Regions from separate parts of the Homo sapiens genome. Here region 2 is linked to region 1. A link is an interaction called in ENCODE POLR2A ChIA-PET data of the cell type or tissue named here. Cell type or tissue: GM12878. All regions are shown on one strand.

Evidence for each region. Peaks named below come from ENCODE experiments on the same cell type or tissue, not always from the same donor. Only the 100,000 strongest peaks of a DNase experiment are listed, where the experiment ranks them.
Region 2: POLR2A ChIA-PET joins it to region 1 with 5 read pairs; 2 of 35 experiments call an interaction of 5 or more read pairs at or near these places.

What each region holds. Positions count from the first base shown.
Region 1 is chr17:47,734,200-47,736,699 of GRCh38, reverse strand. The region is part of intron 1 of TBX21 (T-box transcription factor 21); the gene reads right to left. Among named protein-coding and RNA genes, the nearest start is that of TBX21, 2.2 kb to the right of the region's middle. In GM12878, no CTCF peak of the experiment used is centred here; a DNase peak (open chromatin) is centred at 1,019; H3K4me3 peaks cover 2,500 bases; H3K27ac peaks cover 2,500 bases.
Region 2 is chr17:47,483,943-47,486,442 of GRCh38, reverse strand. It overlaps the pseudogene MRPL45P2. Among named protein-coding and RNA genes, the nearest start is that of NPEPPS, 46 kb to the left of the region's middle. In GM12878, no CTCF peak of the experiment used is centred here; no DNase peak of the experiment used is centred here.

The DNA of each region.
Region 1 (2,500 bases):
GGAGCCCAAGCTGAGAAGGTATGGAGGTAACCTGGGGCTAGTGGGACTGAATTGGGGTTGTGTGTCCTCTGTCCCCTCCATGGCAGCGTGGGGTCTATGAAGCCTGATCCAAGAAAAAGCACCAAAAGAAACAGTGAAGAGCCACTGCCTCCTTCAACAGGGACCCCGCGTATGGAGCCCCTCAGAATGGAGCAAAAAGTGTGAGGATTGGAAAACACACACACACACACATTTATGAAGCAATCAGAGAAGCTTGGTGATATTTAGGAAATTCTTTTCAGGTTTGCTAATGGTAATGCATTCATTTTAAAAAGTCATTTTTAGAGGTGCAGAGATAAAATAATATCTAGAATGTACTTAGTAATTACTATATTACTAATATAGTTGCAGACAGAAGAAGCGAAGTGAGGATGCAGAAACAAGATTGGACCCATATTGACAACTGTGGAAGCTGGGGATGGAAGTCTGTTACATTCTTCTGTCCATGTTTGTATGTAGTGGAATTTTTCATAATAAAAAAATGTAAGTGTATGTATCTAAAAGGGGGACAAAAAAACTTGTCAAGTGAGAATTACTCAGCAGGAACACCAAGGAAAGGAGGCCATGGGAGTAGAGATGGTGATACACACTTCGAGAATCATCCCCTCAAGTGCCTCCCTGAAGTGCTCTACAGCCTCCCTGAAGCTGGCTCTACAGGCAGAGAGGCAGCCCCCTAGCACTGGCCAACTCCCTAGAGTGCTGGCTGATGCTCCATCCACCCCATCCCTCAAGACTGGCAGGAGGAGGCAGAGGCCTGGCAGAGGCTGTGGGGAGACCCCAGCAAGGGCCCAGGGTGGGAAGTCCTCCTGACCACACAACAGAGTGGAAGGTTAAGAGGCCCCACTTCTGGTCTGCTGTGTGATGGAGTGCAAGCCCCTAGCTGACCCTGCAACTCAGTGACCTCAACTGTAAAATGGGGAGACTGCTTGGCCTACCTAACGCACAGTGAAATAATGGAAGTGAAAGCACTCTGAATGCATCAGGGCCTTCAGAGAGCGTGGGTGGCTGTTTTTACTGGTGGCCGTAGGGGGCCAGAGAAAGAAACCCAAGCAAATACTATCTGGGCTGTAGTGCCAGCTCTGCCTGCAATGAGTGTGTTGTGTGACCTTGGAAGAGTCTCTTGCTATCTCTGGGCCTGTTTCCCTGTCTGTGCAGTGAGAGGGACAGGATCTTCTGGGTCCCTTCCAATTCAGACACATTGGGACCAGAAGCTTGGGCTGTGTCTGGGTACACCCAAAGGGTGACTAGGGTTGGGGGGAGCAGAGAGAAATTATCAGAAGGCTTAAGAGATGAAGGCTGAGCCATCAAAGAACACGCCAACTTTCCTGGGTTCATCCCAGGGAAAGTGGAACAGCTCAGTAACTTGAAGCCAGTTGTGGCTGGCAACAGGTTCCCCAGTCCCAGGCTACCCCACAAAAATCATCTGGAGGGAAGAATGTTCCAGCAATGCCCAGATCGAATACCAACCTCTGGGGTCCAACATGGCCTTCTCCCTCTCCCCTCCACCCCAAGCCCCACGTTTGGTATCCACACCTCTCGGACCTGGGACCCAGCATCCCAGGTCCACCAATGACAACAGCCCTTCCACACTGGTCCTCGCTGGTCCCCTGCTCACATGGGCCGCACTGGGAAGGGTGGGTGCGCACAGCCCACATCAGACACAGTCCACTCCGGGGGTTGCTTACTAAACAAATACCACACAAGTCACAGGTTTCTGTTTCTTTCCTTGCGCAGGAGGCTCTATCCGGAAGCAGCACCCTCAGCCCCAAACTCTCCCCATCACGCACGGGGCTCAGGAACCCTGAGCCATGAAGCCATGGGACACCCCTTCCCCACTTCTCCAGGCTGAACCGGTGAATTTCTGGACAGGAGTGTGGGGAAGGTTTTCACTGGACCAGCCTCAAAGGGTGCAGTGTGGGGCTGGCTACCAGGCTGGACCCCTGGGTGAGCTTCATCTGCCCAGCCCGTGGGCATTTGTGCCTGGAAGGGATCTGTGCCCCCTACAAGCTTTACTGCACTAGCCCCCATACACACACACCCACACACACATACACACACACACACACACACACACACACACACACACACACACACACACACACACACCAGACATATGATCTCAAAGTAAGACCGGAAAGGAAACTTGGCGACTGCTTCTCCATGTCACCAAATCCCAATCTCCCCCCGTACACACACACCACCACCACCGCTACCACCACCACTACCACCACTAAAGCTGACCTGAGCACACCAGCAGCAAAGGAGCCGGGGGAGGTGGGCGCAGGGGGCCCGGAGATAAGGGGCTCCCTTCCCCTCCAGTTTCCCACACAGGAGGCCCAGGCGTCCTGTCCGCCCAGAGCACAGGCTTTCACTGCCCGCTGCGACTCCTCTACAGTAGAGAGTGGGGCAGGGGCGCACACCAATTCTAGGTGAAGCCACAGTCACCCTTCCCCTAAATCAA
Region 2 (2,500 bases), 250 kb after region 1:
GCATAATATATTTTTTTTTTCTGAAGTGTAGTGTCTTAATTTGCTCATTTGCTTATGGAACTATGGGTTATGTAATTTCCTCTCTGTGCATTCAAAACATTAAATTTTTTTTTTTTTTTTTGAGAGGGAGTCTCAGTCTGTTGCCCAGGCTGGAGTGCAATGGTGTGATCTTGGCTCACTGCAACCTCTGCCTCCCGGGTTCAAGCAATTCTTCTGCGTTAGCCTCCCCAGTAGGTGGGACTACAGGTGTATGCCACCACACCTGGCTGTTTTGTATTTTTAGTACAGATGGGGTTTCACCATATTGGCCAGGCTGGTCTCGAACTCCTGACCTCATTATCTACCTGCCTCAGCCTCCCAAAGTGCTAGGATTACAGGTGTGAGCCACCACGTCCTGCAACATTAAATATTTTATTAATTTCATCTTTTTCAAGAAATCCTTCCTGGAGTCTTCTTACCTGTTTTAATCTGGACTAGTTGCTCTTAAGGCCAACTGTATGTCTTAGGATCTAAGATTCCTCTTGCCTCCGTCTTCTTTTCTTTTTTTTTTGAGACTGAGTCTTGCTCTGTTGCCCAGGCTGGAGTGCAGTGGCGCGATCTCAGCTCACTGCAACCTCCGCCTCCCGGGTTCAAGCGATTCTCCTGCCTCAGCCTCCTGAGTAGCTGGGATTACAGGCACGCGCCACCACGCCCAGCTAATTTTTGTATTTTTAGTAGAAATGGGGTTTCACCATGTTGGTCAGGCTGATTGCCTCCCTCTTACGTTGTATTCCCTGTTGCTTGGATCCTATGTCTTTATGTTTTCATAGTCTATTTCATTACTTTGGTGGAGCACATTTTCTAGCAGCTGCCTGAGAAAGGCTGCATGGTGGATAAATAAGATCTTGCAAGTCTAAAAAGAAATCTTTCTTTTATTTTCCCACTTCATTTATAATTTGCCCAGGTATTTAATTCTGTGATAGAAATAATTTTTTCCTCAATTAAAAGTACTGCTCAAAGTCTGGGCGTGGTGGGTCATGCCTGTAATCTCAACACTTTGGGAGGCTGAGGCAGGAGGATCACTTGAGCAGGAGTTGAATACCAGCTGGGAAACACAGTGAGACCTTGTCTCTACAAAAACTAAAAAAAAGTGAAAATTAGCCAAGCGTGGTAGTGCACACCTGCAGTTCCAGTTACTTGGGAGTCTGAAGTGGGAGGATTGCATGAGTCCCAGAGGTCAAGGCTGCAGTGAGCCCTGATGGCGTCACTGTACTCTAGCCTGGGTGACAGAGTGAGACCCTGTCTCCGTGAATGAATGAATGAATGAGTGAATGAATAATAAAAGCACTGCTCTGTTGTCTTTGTAATTACTTTTTATTTTATTTTTTTTTTTTTGAGACGGAGTCTCACTCTTTCGCCCAGGCTGGATTGCAGTGGCGCGATCTTGACTCACTACAACCTCTGCCTCTTGGGTTCAAACAATTCTCCTGCCTCAGTCTCCTGAGTAGCTGGGACTACGGGCGCCCGCCACCACGCCCAGCTAATTTTTGTATTTTTAGTAAAGACAGGGTTTCACCATATTGGCCAGGCCGGTCTCGAACTCCTGACCTTGTGATCCGCCCACCTTGGCCTCCCAAAGTGCTGGGATTACAGACCTGAGTCACTGCGCCCGGCCGTAACTTCTTTTTTTTTTTGAGACGAAGTCTCGCTCTGTCACCCAGGCTGGAGTGCAGTGGCAGGATCTCAGCTCACTGCAACCTCTGCCTCCTGGGTTCAAGTGATTCTTCTGCCTCAGTCTCCCGAGTAGCTGGAACTACAGGCATGTGCCATCACGCTTGGCTAATTTTTTGTATTTTAGTGGAGACGGGGTTTCACCATGTTGGCCAGGATGGTCTCGAGCTCCTGACCTCATGATCTGCCTGCTTCGGCCTCCCAAAGTGCTGGGATTACAGGCGTGAGCCACTGCACCCGGCCTGTCTTTGTAACTTCTAATGTTGCTGTTAGGAAGCCCAGTGTTGCCAGGTGCCATGGCTCAGGCCTGTAATCCCAGCACTTTGGGAGGCCGAGGCAGGCAGATCACAAGGTCAGGAGTTCGAGACCAGCCTGGTCAGCATGGTGAAACCCCATCTCTACTAAAAATACAAAAATTAGGCGGGCGGGGTGATGTGTGCCTGTAGTCCCAGCTACTCGGGAGGCTGAGGCAGGAGAATTGCTTGAACCCAGGAGGCAGAGGTTGCAGTGAGCCGAGATTGCGCCACTGTACTCCAGCCTGTGCGACGGAGTGCGAGACTCTGTCTCAAAAAAAAAAAAAAAAAAAAAAAGAAGCCCAGTGTTATTCTGACTCTTTTTTTTGAGATGGAGTCTCGCTCTGTTTCCCAGGCTGGAGTGCAGTGGCGCGATCACTACCTCTGCCTCCTAAGTTCAAGTATTCTCCTGCCTCAGCCTCCCAAGTAGCTGGGATTACAGACAGCACCACCATGCCCAGCTTTTTTTTTTTTGAGATGGAGTCTCACTCTGTGAC